2 separate regions of the Homo sapiens genome follow, and region 1 is linked to region 2. The links are chromatin contacts, found by Hi-C in ENCODE. All regions are on one chromosome and are shown on one strand. Each heading gives the region's core, a stretch centred on a gene start or an enhancer-like site at or near the end of the contact. The rest is flanking DNA. Distances are from core to core; before and after follow the strand shown. Region 1 overlaps TSC22D3 (TSC22 domain family member 3). Region 2 holds the start of ACSL4 (acyl-CoA synthetase long chain family member 4).

Evidence for each region. A loop is a pair of places that touch in the nucleus more often than their neighbours do. Pooled maps may share reads with other maps.
Region 1: a loop to region 2 is called in a pooled map, with 11 times the contacts of the local background. The contact joins the enhancer-like site here to the promoter of ACSL4 in region 2. A Hi-C loop is called at or near these places in 4 of 50 pooled maps.

The regions. Positions count from the first base shown.
Region 1 is chrX:107,708,463-107,716,057 of GRCh38, reverse strand. TSC22D3 (TSC22 domain family member 3) reads left to right here. Exons shown (of 3, transcript NM_198057.3): 2 at 108-159; 3 at 1,309-2,837. The coding sequence ends at 1,539. Among named protein-coding and RNA genes, the nearest start is that of TSC22D3, 64 kb to the left of the region's middle. Within about 2 kb of position 4,162, at least 26 of the 41 ENCODE cell types and tissues checked have a DNase peak (open chromatin) inside an H3K27ac peak, as active enhancers do.
Region 2 is chrX:109,731,776-109,738,846 of GRCh38, reverse strand. It overlaps ACSL4 (acyl-CoA synthetase long chain family member 4), which reads left to right and starts at 5,590. Exons shown (of 16, transcript NM_001318510.2): 1 at 5,590-5,708. It overlaps LOC105373311 (a long non-coding RNA gene), which reads right to left and starts at 6,336. Exons shown (of 1, transcript NR_158569.1): 1 at 3,889-6,336. RefSeq lists silencers at 5,328-5,637, 5,735-5,855 and enhancers at 5,978-6,117, 6,178-6,227.

The DNA of each region.
Region 1 (7,595 bases), core at 2,913-5,412, 2.0 Mb after region 2:
GAGAGAGAGGAAGAGCCGAGGCAGATGGAGGACTTTGGCCACAACTGCCATGTACTCAAGAGTAGAACCGAGTGGGTAATGGGTCGCTTTGCTTTTTGTCTTGGCAGTGCCTCCGGAGCCAGCGTGGTGGCCATAGACAACAAGATCGAACAGGCCATGGTGAGTGGCATCACTGCGTCATTCTCATCCCCTGACTTAGCTGCTGCTTATGTAACTCTGGGCAGGATTGAGGGAATGGGTGAAAAAGCCCTTAGCCAAAACCCTGAGGAAGCCGACAGCCTGCCTCCTATCCGCACTGGAGGTGGAGTCTGATTAGAGTGGCACCTTTTAGGGCATTTCCAGTCTTCCCTTCCTGGGCTCCCTCCTTTCTTCCTCCCTCCTCCATCTCAGGTCTTTGCCGCAGGCTCTGACTCTCTCCTGGGCCTGTTGTTGGGCAGGGAGCTCAGACTCTTGCATTTGTGTGCATCGTGCAGCTGGCAAGGGGCTGAGCTCATTGGATGCAACAGCACTGCAGTGCCTCTGCAGAGCCTGGACTGGGGTCAGGAGTTGGGTGGAAACAGGAAGCGAAGCACCCCACCCCTGTCCCTCTCCTTACCAGGTAGAGGTCATACTCCAAGGAGCAGCCACAATGGCTGCAGAGGGTTAGGGCTTCAGCGGTTGGGAGCCACTTAATTGTGCCCTGGAGCTTAAGGACACCTTCCCTGCCCCCAGTGCAGTCATCAAATTCAGAGAGGATGCGGCAGTTCTGTACCTTTCCCCAAGGCCAATGTCCTGTGTGCTAACTGGCCGGCTGCAGGACAGCTGCAATTCAATGTGCTGGGTCATATGGAGGGGAGGAGACTCTAAAATAGCCAATTTTATTCTCTTGGTTAAGATTTGTACAGCAGACAAACAGTATGGGATGCATTGCAGGTCTACCCTTCCCCCAGATCTGGATCGGCAGCAGTAGGGGCTTATGTAAAAAGGGGGACATAGCAAACCACTGGCAAACAGCAGAAGTGTCACCCCAAAGGCCCCTCAGCAGCCAGCTTTGAAAGTCATTAGAAACTTGCAGGGGAGAACCTATCTAGTTCAAAGCTGGGCTCTCAACTCCAGCATAAGCCAAATCATGTAGCTCTCCTGAATGAGGGTTTAAGTGCTTCAGAGAAAGGTGAACGAGGAATTGGACTTGCCAGACCAGTTCACTGAGGGAAGGCTGGAGGGCCCTGGCATTAAGGACAGCACAGGCACACCAATGACAGAGCAAAGGTGCTGCAGAGGGGCCACGATGGCTAAGGAATGGCTTTGTTATGATTCCCTCATTGGCAGGATCTGGTGAAGAATCATCTGATGTATGCTGTGAGAGAGGAGGTGGAGATCCTGAAGGAGCAGATCCGAGAGCTGGTGGAGAAGAACTCCCAGCTAGAGCGTGAGAACACCCTGTTGAAGACCCTGGCAAGCCCAGAGCAGCTGGAGAAGTTCCAGTCCTGTCTGAGCCCTGAAGAGCCAGCTCCCGAATCCCCACAAGTGCCCGAGGCCCCTGGTGGTTCTGCGGTGTAAGTGGCTCTGTCCTCAGGGTGGGCAGAGCCACTAAACTTGTTTTACCTAGTTCTTTCCAGTTTGTTTTTGGCTCCCCAAGCATCATCTCACGAGGAGAACTTTACACCTAGCACAGCTGGTGCCAAGAGATGTCCTAAGGACATGGCCACCTGGGTCCACTCCAGCGACAGACCCCTGACAAGAGCAGGTCTCTGGAGGCTGAGTTGCATGGGGCCTAGTAACACCAAGCCAGTGAGCCTCTAATGCTACTGCGCCCTGGGGGCTCCCAGGGCCTGGGCAACTTAGCTGCAACTGGCAAAGGAGAAGGGTAGTTTGAGGTGTGACACCAGTTTGCTCCAGAAAGTTTAAGGGGTCTGTTTCTCATCTCCATGGACATCTTCAACAGCTTCACCTGACAACGACTGTTCCTATGAAGAAGCCACTTGTGTTTTAAGCAGAGGCAACCTCTCTCTTCTCCTCTGTTTCGTGAAGGCAGGGGACACAGATGGGAGAGATTGAGCCAAGTCAGCCTTCTGTTGGTTAATATGGTATAATGCATGGCTTTGTGCACAGCCCAGTGTGGGATTACAGCTTTGGGATGACCGCTTACAAAGTTCTGTTTGGTTAGTATTGGCATAGTTTTTCTATATAGCCATAAATGCGTATATATACCCATAGGGCTAGATCTGTATCTTAGTGTAGCGATGTATACATATACACATCCACCTACATGTTGAAGGGCCTAACCAGCCTTGGGAGTATTGACTGGTCCCTTACCTCTTATGGCTAAGTCTTTGACTGTGTTCATTTACCAAGTTGACCCAGTTTGTCTTTTAGGTTAAGTAAGACTCGAGAGTAAAGGCAAGGAGGGGGGCCAGCCTCTGAATGCGGCCACGGATGCCTTGCTGCTGCAACCCTTTCCCCAGCTGTCCACTGAAACGTGAAGTCCTGTTTTGAATGCCAAACCCACCATTCACTGGTGCTGACTACATAGAATGGGGTTGAGAGAAGATCAGTTTGGGCTTCACAGTGTCATTTGAAAACGTTTTTTGTTTTGTTTTGTAATTATTGTGGAAAACTTTCAAGTGAACAGAAGGATGGTGTCCTACTGTGGATGAGGGATGAACAAGGGGATGGCTTTGATCCAATGGAGCCTGGGAGGTGTGCCCAGAAAGCTTGTCTGTAGCGGGTTTTGTGAGAGTGAACACTTTCCACTTTTTGACACCTTATCCTGATGTATGGTTCCAGGATTTGGATTTTGATTTTCCAAATGTAGCTTGAAATTTCAATAAACTTTGCTCTGTTTTTCTAAAAATAAACTTGGTGTCTGACTGAGTATAAATGGACTGGGTGGGAGAGGCCCCTCACCCAGTAGGGGCTGTTTTGCTGACCCCCTGAATATCCCTTGAGCACCCTGTCAGTGCCAGGCCTATGCTGCAGCCGTGATCTCGTGTCATCTGCACAATACTCATATGAAGGACATGCTGTTTGCCCTCACTGTCTGGATAAAGAAACTGAGACTCAGCGAGTTTAAGTGACTTGCCCAAAGTCACATGGCTATTACGGGAATTAGGACTCAAGCCCAGATCCTTCCTCCCTCTCCTGCTCCGCTTTCATATGAGAGCTTCGGAGTGAGTGGCAAGGTGACTCATAACACACAACTGTAGCTTGAGGGGGTGATTTGGGAGGAAAGATACCCCGAGGAAGGCCCAAAAGAAACAGGCAGGGTATACATAGGAGGGAGCGAGAAGAGCGGAACCAAATCAACAGGCGTGGGCCTCTTCTGTCTTCTGAAAACATCACTGGGCTCACTTAATGCATTCTCCTTAATACCAATCCACATGTGACACTTGACTTGGCAAAGGAGCTAAGAAGGCTCTAGTAAGAGAAGGAGGGAGAATGTATGAGGTAGCAAAACCACCCCCCTTTCCTTTGCTCTTCCCCTTACTTCCAGCCAAGGAAAGATATCCTCAGTCCCTGCTGAAAGTTCTCAGGGACACTGCTGAAAGTTCTCTCACCAAACCCACCAACCACGTGGGTAGGGCCAAGTCTAAGGCTCCTGGCTCCAGATTCCTTCCTCCACCTCTCTTTGGGGTTCATTATCACCCATCACCCTTTCCCAGCTCCATGTCCCCAGCATCCAGAGACCTAGCATTTCTCTGATTGGTTGTTGATGAGTGCTTAGTGTCTCCTTTACCACGCCCTAACCTGAACTTCCTCTGGACCCTGAGCTGTGTTCTAAGCCCACTATGTTCCCAAGGGAAACGATCACCTCTCTTCAAGTGACTCCATTCCATCTCAGCTTCTGGTAGCATATATACCTATCCTTTTCCCACTTGAAATTGGGGAAACAGAACTCCTTGATTTTCCTGAGCCACAAACCTCAGGGTGACCAAGATATCTTGCCCCCCGCCCCTTACATCAACCACTGCCTAAATGTAATCAAAATGACATGCTTCTTCCTCTGTAAAGGTCATACATGTTGACATTTTGGGTTTTTTTTTTTGGTTTTTTTTTTTGAGACAGGGTCTCACTCTTGTTGCCCAGGCTGGAATGCAGTGGGGCCATCAAAGCTCACTGCAGTCTCAACTCCCTGGGCTCAGATGATCCTCACCTCAGCCTCCTGAGTAGCTGGGGCTACAGGTGTGCACCACCACTCCTGAATATATATATTTTTTTGTATTTTTAGTAGAGATGGAGGTTTCGCCATGTTGCCCAGGCTGGTCTCGAGCTCCTGGACTCAAGCAACCTGCCTCCTTGGCCCTCCAGAGTGCAGGGATTATAGGCATGCGCCACTGCACCCAGCTGACCTGTTCTTTTCTAATCACCAAAACCCTTCAGAACATTGCAAACTCCTGCTTGCTGGCCTCTCAAATCCCAATTTCCCCACCTGCTCCCAACCTTGCTATTCATAATGCCAGGTTCATTGTCTATACCTGCCAACTGGTTCATGGCATGCAGATTCCACAGCTGCTGGTACAGATACAAACTTCAAACGAGTGCATTCAAAGCCCCCTGGCAGCCATTCCTCACCCTGACCAGCTCTCCCAGTCCCCACTTACTCCCAAATCCCCACCTTTCAAAATTAGCTCAGAGACTTTGTGGCTATTTGGTTCATCTTCTGTAGACTTCCCATGCCAGACTTGCAGCTGAATGAGAAAAAGCAGATGAAAAAAGGAAACCTAGAAAATAGCCCAACAACGCCCCAAACCTCTCTGGTCATCAAGCCTTTCTCTACAAGAAAGGGGAAAAAACTGGCCCCACAGTCACATAGTGGTAAAGAGAGAACAACTTTGTTTCCTAGGCAACGCTGACTAAACAGAGACAAACACTGCAACTTCTGAGGCCACAGCAGTTACTAGGCTAGATAAGAGGAAGTTTGTAGATGTTTCTTAGTCACATACAGGAGCTGCTTTCTGTTGTTGTTTCTCCACAGAAAAGTGACTAAGGGTGGAGGAAGGCAAAAGAACACGTTGCTCCTGGAAAGACTTCCATGGGTTTTAGGCTTCTGGGCTCAGCTGGTCCAGCTGGACCCAGAACGAGGAAAATAATAATGAGGCTTGAAGGAGTATGCATCCCCTGCCTGCTTTTGCCACCTCTGCATGTGCCCTCCCATCTATTCTCTCATCTCATCCTCATGGAGGCTTCCCAGCATAGCAGCAAGGATCACAAGAGCACTGCTCCCTGGCCCCGCTTCCGAGTACAAAACATTCTGTTTCCTGCCCTTAGAAAAAGAGGCAGTTATGATTTACCTCCATTTGACAGACGAGAAAACTGAGAGCCAGAGAACTTAGTGCTACTCCCATGGCTCCCACATGTCCCATGGGGCAGTGGTTCCCAACCTTAGTGACAATAAGGGCCCTTTTTTTATGTCAAAAATATTCTCAAACCTCCCCCAACTCTATAGTACTTGAACTTTTGGTATTCATTGAGAGAGAAAGAGAGACTCGGGTGGGCGGGGCCGGGGGGGGGGCGGCAGGACACATAATTACAAACACTGGCTGTGAATTCAGTGGGCCTTAAAGGAATTAATTATATTCACTACAAAATCAAAGACATGGATTTGAAAGCTAAAACAACAATGCATATATTAATTAGCTAGATTGAGCCATTCCACAATGTGTATATATTTCAAAACATCACAAATGCATACAATTTTAGTTGTGTCTGTCAATTTAAAGAAAAAGTAGACTAGAACAGAAATGTGGGTGATGGGTTATTTCCAGACAAGGACTGCTTGGGACACAAAGTGTGAGGCTTTCAAGCTGGGGATGGCCACAGAGGAGGGTGTTCCAGGAGGGCTCCGACAAGGAAGCCAGGGGCAGGGCCTCTGGGACCTGGAGTATCAGCAGAAGGACTCCAGAAAGACCATAGGAAAAAAGGTGCATGATCCACTGTCCTTTAAGGTATTGTGAAGTTGGCTGGGTGCAGTGGCTCACGCCTGCAATCCCAGCACTTTGGGAGGCCAAGGCGGGCAGATCACCTGAGGTCAGGAGTTCGAGACCAGCCTGGCCAACATGGTGAAACCCTATCTCTACTAAAAATACAAAATTAGCTGAGTGTGGTGGCGCATGCCTGTAATCCCAGCTACTCGGGAGGCTGAGGCAGGAGAATTGCTTGAACCCAGGAGGCGGAGGTTGCAGTGAGTCAAGATCACACCATTGCACTCCAACCTGGGCAACAAGAGCGAAACTCCGTCTTAAAAAAAAAAATGATAAAATTATTGCAAAGTTGCCCTCACATCATCCACATCATCAATCCTATTTATGCTGGAAAATCTTGCTTTCAACTCTCAGCACCTCTCCTCCTAGTTGGTTAGAAATTAATGGACATAATTACAGCTTTGTAGACGGCCCAGTTCCTCAGGTTATCTCATGTACAGGAGCTTGTTGAAACCCAAACACTTAATACTTAACCGCCTCCACAAGATCAGGCAAGGTTTAACAGAGAACTCGATCAGTTAGGTATTCCAAGCAGACATGGTTTCCAGAGATGAGCTGGCTGAAAGAGGAGGTGATCATACTAATTACTAATAATAGCTAACACTTACATGGCACTTACTTTACGCTAGAAACCGTCATAAGACTTTTTACATCTGTTGACTCTTAATCCTGTCCACAGACATATGAGGTATGCCCTATTGAGATCACCATTCTACACATGAGAACATGAAAACACTACGGCACAGAGAGGTTAAGCAACTTGCCCAAAGTCATACAGCTGGTGAATGGCAAAGCCCACATTGGGGGGAGGCAAGATTAATGCACTGAGAAGCAGGATAGAGAATCTGAACAGTTTTCATAATTCCTCCAACGTAACCAGAAGTGTTCCAGGGCTCATGGTGGGAAGGGGGAAATAGAAGAAAGACCACCCCAAACTAGCAGAGGGACTAACACAAGGAAAATAAATGACTAATGAGCACGGGAGGGGTGGCAGTGAACAGAGAAGAAGGTAAGCGGGAGGGTGGGAGGCTCACTTGGCTGGCTCCCAGCCAAGTGACTTTAGATAGAATCTAAGAGGTCTCAGGGAGCCATGGTAGGCTTCTGAGCAGGGAAGTGATGTGATGCAAAAGATATTTGTAGAAGATGGGTCCTGGCAGCTGGAGAGGCTGGAATAGGGAAAGGCTAGTGATGGGCCAGCTGTTGCTGTAATCCAGGTGTGAGGTGATGAGGGCCAGCTGGGGCAGGGATAGGGGTAGTAGAAGGAAGAGGAAGGGACAAAGCCAAAAGACACTGAGAGGCAGTATTTATTTCTCCAAGTGCAGTCTGCAGTCCACCCACATCAGGTTTGTTGGGAAGTTTAAAATGTGGATTCCATGCTCCACCCCTACACCAAAGAGCCGAGTAGGACTGGGGAATTGATAACTCTTAACAAATCCCTCTTGGTGCTGGAGTATGGGAAAGTTTGAGGAATCTCCACTAGGTGAAAAATCAGAATTACTTGGTGGCAAAGTAAGCTGGGGAGAAGACAGCAAGGTAGCCACAAGTCAAGGATGACATGAGTTTTGGGTTTGGGTTTTTGTTTTTGTTTTTTTTAATTGTGGTGAAATAGACATAACATAGAATTTACCATTTTCA
Region 2 (7,071 bases), core at 4,341-6,840:
GATGATCTAGAACAGCTTAGGAATTGGTCCTCCCTAAGACTATACTCTATTGAGCCATGGTGCAAATAGGCCCTAGTGAAGGTTCCCAAATTCTCTGTAGCTGTACATCACTGTACATAAGCTAAACACATTCCAGAAAGGCTATTTGTAAAGCAAATTTTCATTCAGTAAGGCTCATTTTTCCACTGATTGTCTCTTTATTCTTATTTATATTACAAAAGAAGTGCCTGTTCACTTCACCTGTTTTGCTCAATAGAAGTAAGTATATAAAGAAGTCTCTGATCCCTTTCTGTAGAGATAACAACTGTTCATTATCTGGAATAGATCTGGTACAGATCTGGTACAGATCTTTCCAGATGTTTGCTGCACACACATACTGTGACATATACTTATATTTTTTCAAAATGAGAATGAATTATGTGTATCGAACTGCAAATTGCTCTTATTTGCTTAATAATATATCACAAACATCATTTCATGTCATTATGTTTGCATATAGATATTTAAATAATTGTGCCTCATTCTTTTTTTTTTTTTTAACCTAACACAGTATTCCATAGTATGGATATGCCATAAGGTATTAACCGCATTCCTATTAATGAACACTTGGGATTTTTGATTAATTTTTCACTATTAAAATAATACTCTGGTTACTATTCCTGTGCATAGATCTTTGTGTATTTGTTCAAGTTTCTCTGTATAGTAGAGCCCTGTACATGAAAATGTCAAAGAGTATATGCATTTTAAAATTTAAAAGATACTGCCAAATTGTCTTTTAAAAAGGCCAGACTGGGTGCAGTGGTTCACGCCTGTAATCTCAGCACTTTGGGAGGCCGAGGCAGGTGGATCACCTGAGTTCTGAGTTCAAGACCAGCCTGCCCAACGTGGTGAAACCCCATCTCTACTAAAAATACAAAAGTTAGCTGGGCATGGGGGCGGGCACCTGTAATCCCAGCTACTCAGGAGGCTGAGGCATGAGAATCTCTTGAACCCGGGAGGCAGAGGTTGCAGTGAGCTGAGGTCGTGCCACTGCACTCCAGCCTGGGCAACAGTGCAAGACTCTGTCTCAAAAATAAACAAATAAAATAAAATAAAGGGGCCAAACCAATTTACGCTCCTACTTAGAATATATGAGTGCAAGTTTCTTCATATTCTTGCCAAAATTGAATATTATCAATCTAAAGATCTTACCAACTTGAAAAGAAAAATTAAAAATATTTAATAATCTTTTATATCTATTTCTAAAAGTAATAATTATTCATTCAAACATATTGTTAAAAATGTTTTATTTGAATAACAGTAATTTGGCTTGTATCAGGTGCCATGTAGGGTCCAAGTGAAGCAGACAGTTTTATTACAGAATTTTGGTTTGAAGAGGGATGCTTTGAATAAATATCCAAAGGTTTAATCAGTCCAATAGTCCCAGTGGGGACTATTCACTCAGTTTCAGAGTGAAATAGTCCCATAATTATTTAAGCATAATTATGGGGTTTGTCTATTTCATAGACGGCATTAGCAACAGGAATATTTGTAGGATTGATGGGAATGGAGATTAACTTGGAGGTCAGATAGTGACTTAGTGAATGAAGTGGCTGTAGACCACTTCTCAAGGAATTTGTCCTTAGTTGTAAAGAAAGTTACTGAATAGGAGAATCTGGAGAAAGATTGTTCTGGTTCTAGCTTCCTTTTTCTCATCTGTGAAATGAAGAGGTTGAACTTGGTGATTAATAGCCATCATTTTATACACACTTGCCATAAATCAGGAATTTTATAGGCATGATTTCATTTAATCCTCCCTCAGAAGAGTCTTATGAATGAGGTACCATTATTATCCCCAATTTACAGAAGAGGCTGAGGCTCAGGAAAATGTTATATAACTTGGTCTAGGGTGGTTGGCTTAAGTCCAAACCCATATGGTTTCCATCGTGCTACTCTGCATCTAAGTGGCTTCCCAGCACTAATAGTCGAAGATTTTGAGTAAGGGACATTTTAAAATTTTGTTATTTTACTGGTCTTTTAAGAATAGGACATATTGGAAGCTTTTTGTATGTTAAAGGGAAAGCATAATAAAAAGAGATTTAAGGCAAGTTATGAAATTGATGACCTATCTTTTTTTGTAATATTACTAGGCTAGAATCACTACAGAGAGTGGGCAAAAATATACCAAAGGCAACTTTCTTACAGATTCAATGACAACCACAATAGATTTTTCACATACTCATGGCCTTATGGATAATAAAAATATTTTGTTATTTTTGATTCTTTATGGGAAGGTCACACAAACAATTTCAAGGATAACTGTGGAGGATTTTATTTAGAGGGTGTTGTAGTTATCTTTAAAAAGGACAAATGAGTTTCATGAGAGAAACCGAAATTAAGTTCCATTAAAATCCTGCTGTGATTTTGATGTGGACCACACTGTCTTGACGGATTAATTTGGAAAAACTTGACTCCATGCAATACTGTGTCTTCCTATCTGGGTGCACTAGATGTCTATTTGTTTTGGTGTTTCCATTAATTTAAAAACCTGAAAAATGTGCCAGAATGAAAAGAAATAGTTATTTTGAAAAAACAAATCATTTCTCAAAAATAACATTTAGATGTAGCTACTATGCCTTTGATCATTTTTGAAAGGAGTGGCTTAGGTTATTATTTATGTTCACAGTGAGATGATCATCTACGTAGGTTTCTGATTTCACCGGTTGTTTAACACAAGCCACTAAAGACAATATTTGGCCTGGTTGTTGGGTCTGCAAAAAATAAGGTTTGTTAATGACAAAATCTAACACAACTTGTCAATGCAAATATTATTATGAAGCCCTGCTGCTTGTATTTAGACCACAGGAGAAAATTATTATTATTCTACAAACCCGTGAAGTTTAACACGCAAAGGCTTGTTACACAGTCAATGAAGAACAGTTGTTTTCTGCCCTTCCATAAATAACTAATGCCAAGAGCAGCCTGGCTATCTGTTTCAGCTTCTTGTTACAGAATAATAAAATAGGCAAGGCCTAAATATCAGTGCCTGTTAACAGAGCTGTCCTTTAAATTCTGTTTAGCTTCTAACAGACTAATTCTCATGCTTTTAGTACTTATTACATTGCATTTTGAATCTGTCAATTGCATTGTACATTTTCCTAACTCTTCCATTTCCATACGTTTATCTACTCCATTTCTAATTGGGTTGGTAGTTCTGGGTAGGACTCATTACAGAGGCAGCTTAATGTAGCGGCAAGCACCCTGGTCTAGGAGTCATAAGCAGTGTAGTAGGAAATTCAGGCTCTGTTACTACTTAGTTGTGTGACTGGACAAGACACTTAACCTGCATCTATTTCTTCATCTGTGAAATAGGGATAATAATACCCTATCTTCCTAACTAATAAACAACGTTGCAAATGTTCTCTTTAAAATGTCAGACAGCTGCTTGGGAAATATTTTGCTCCTGGGCAGTAATTTCTGGAAGGTTTCTGATGACAAGAAATTAAGCAAGGTTTGTTTTGACTCCGAAAAAGGAAAGCTGGAAATAGCGTGGTTATACTTGGTTTCCTTTTTGGAGGTATAGTTCTTCTTTCCTCTTCAACTTGGGTGCAGTTAAATGTGGAAGAAGGTGAGATGTGGTAGGTGATGAAGACAGCCAGAACTGTACACACTAATGAATAGCTTAAGTAATAAGAGATCTTGAAAATCCAAGTAGTTTCTTGGTCTGATAAACATATCTATATGTATATCATACACACATTTGTATACCAAAAAACGGATAGTTTCAGGCTATAGTGATTTCTTTCCTTTATATCTTGTAGAGCTGGAGGAACTTCAGTAAGCTGAAGACTCTGTTCAGAGGAAATTACCTAATTGAAAATGTCTGGGCTAAGAGACCGACAATAAAGGAAACTGGCAAAAGTACTCTTTAATTACAAGTTCTTTTTCATCTTCATCCAGCACACTGATTTATGTGCTACACTGGGTTTGTATTATATCTATATTTTAATTCCACAACTAGACACTAACTTTATTGAGAACAGCGATATTCATTTCTTCAATTTCATTTGTGTTAACCCAACTGTAGGTGATAGTGCTCTGTACATCATAGTTACCCAGTGAATTACGTACCTGACATATGATTGCTTATTTCTGGTATTAAAACAAGATTTCATAAAATAAACATGACAATTAAACTCGTTGTTTGAAGTACTGAACTTTGTAGGTCAATCTTGAAAAAGGAAGCTACATGACTGTCTTAGCAATATTTATAGGTATATTATATGTAAGTGGGTGGGTTTCTTGGAAATTGAATTGGTAATATGGCTTTAGAGTAGTAACACAAAAACTATAGCTCTGTGCTCTCAGCTAACCACTTTTAGTGTCACCTGGGCTGCTTATTAAAAATTCAAATTTCTTATCCCTACCCAGATCAGAATCAAAATACCTGGGGGTTGTAGCTCCAGGTACCTACATTTCAACAAGCACCCCAGATAATTGTGATGCACACTGAAGAACTACTCTAGCTTGTAATCTCAGGTGGTAAGGCATTTTATATATACATATATATATACACACACACAAGCACAAATGGTAATTCTATGGGAAAATGGAAATCAGCAAGTGAAGTGAAATGTCAATTACCATCAGGAACAGGAAGCTAGTTCACCATTACGCATCAGGGAACTGGAAGAATTCTTGAGATTTATTTTTTTGGGTGATATATTCTTGGCAGTTTATCAGGCCTCATTTGCAATTATGGTCTGTCCCTTTTGAAGCCCTCAGATAGTTCGCTGGCATTTTAATTTTAATAGCAATTTCTTGCATCTGTTGGAACAGCATTCGTATGACCGGCTTATAAGCAATGATCAGGGCTAGTAAGATGTCACAAAGCTGCGGTGACTTTTCCTTATCAGTTGGGGGTTTTTTTGCCATGATACCATCGTGGAAATGAAAGACAACGTGAAAATCCTGCGTCCTTGTGATATTTCATCAGTGGGAGTGAGCGGGGATCTTAACGCAGTAAGAGGCAAGATAAACGGATGAGAGGCATTAGTTCAGGCTTACAGGAGCAAGATGCTTTTAGTCAAAGTGTTCAAGATAGCTCTCTTAAAGAGGAGCAGTGAAACCCAAAAATGAGTGTCTTTTGAGGGCAGCTGGAAGATGACCCGAGGGGAACTTTTATCCTGGGGTGGAGTCCTGCGAAGCAAGCCGCAGGTGAGGGCGTGGGCCAATTCTGCGCCTCACTGCTGTTAGGCGCAAGGACATCCCGAAACACACTCAACGACACCAGCAGCGAGACTGACAGAAGCGGATCGCCAGCGGGAGCAACAACTTGAGGCGAGCCGTTAGCCGCCTCGCCTTCCTCGCAGCGCCCCTCCCGCGCCCCGGGAAGCCCGTTCGGCTCCGCCTTTTCGACTGACGTCCCGGGCGAGCGGGGGCGGGCGCGTGGGTGGGCCGAGCCGTCTGCAGCCAGCGATTCGGCTGGCTCTGCCACACCACCGCGCGCCCCCGCTCCGCCCGCCCCTCCGGGCGCGTCTTTTCCGGGCTCGCGCTGAGTCCCGCCTCCGCCGGCTGTCCGGGTGCGCGCGCGCCGCTGCGGCTTTTTCTCTGGCCTCCGCCGCGCGCTCCTCCTCGTCCCAGCGCTAGCGGGCACGCGGTTCCTTTTTGCGAGCTTTCCGAGTGCCAGGCGCCGGCCGGCTGCGAAGACGCGGTGGGCCGCCCCTCCGGTGAGTATCCCTGGATGGGGAGGTTGCGGCCCCGGCACCCCTGCCCTGTCGGTACCAGGGCCCCATTTCCAGAGGGGGACTGGCGTACCTCACCTGAGCCGGGAGGAGGTTGGGTGGGCATTCCAGCTCCTGGAGTCGGCTCGCTTTTTTCCTTGAGCCAGGGCTATCTATCCGCTCGCCTCCGCTGGGGCCGGGAAGATTCCCGAGGTCACTGTATCTGCTCCTGTGATGGACTCTGGGGTCCTCGGAACCCCAGCCTGCCTCTTCCTGCCGCTCACCGCATCCCGAGGGCCAGAAGTCATCTTCCTGATCGGGGTACTAGGCTTTGCCACGGCCCTTTCCGGAGGAGACCATGAAGTGCTTGCTAGACCTCCAAACGACCTTTAGGGTGCCCCTAAACCTCAACTCCATTTTGTCCCCTCCCAGTCGCTCTGTAACTGAGGGCTAGGGAGCCTCTCTAGCCCTAGAGGCATCCGCCCTCTCGAATTTGAGGGATGCCGTCGCTTCCGATATCTTCCTTGCTTCCGATATCTTCCTAGCTTCCGTAGGCTTAGGTTTGTTAGAAAACAGCTGGATCCTGGCGAAGCGTGCTTTCCTTCCTTCCCCCACCCCCGTTCTTTCTGTCTACATCCCTGCCTTCAGTGGGTGCTATATATTTAGTATGAGCTTTATTCACTTCCTCTTCCTCTCGTTTGAGTGCCTGAAAGAACTGTGGCTGATGTCTATAGACATAGAAAAATCTAGGAGAATATGATTCATTGTCTAACCCCATCAAGGGGTTACATATTTTAAATAAGACGTCATTTCTCCTCTTCACTCCAGCATCTCCTCCTTCAAAGGCATTTTTCACCCTCTTGAAATTAATACGCTCTATTCGCTCTTTTCACCTAAAAAAAGGTCAATCGTCGCTCTGAGAAACAACAGTGAGATGCAAAATAAGGGTAAAATGGCATTGAAATGAATCCCTTTGAAAAAGTAAGCGGTTTGCTTTATCAGTTAATGGTCTCATCAGCGCTTCAGTTTCCTCTTCTGCAAAAATCAGTCTGTTGAACTAGAGCATATCAAAGGTTCCTTCTAGTGTTTTGATTCTAGGACCTCTAAATTCATGCAGGCTGCATAATGCAAATTTAACCTGATTAAAGCCTTATTTCTCATAGTCGCTTGTCACCTTAGTTTTTCTTTTATTTTGTCTCTAACAAGAAAGACTTTTAAATGTTCTTGATACGTAAGGCAGCAGGTGGAGATTCAATGATGGTACTGCCATTGAGCATATCGGTCAAGATTTTAACAGTGTAAGGCCTCTTCCTTAAATTGTAAAATAGCTCATCTTTTGATTGAAACTGCTAAAGTGTAAGACATGTAA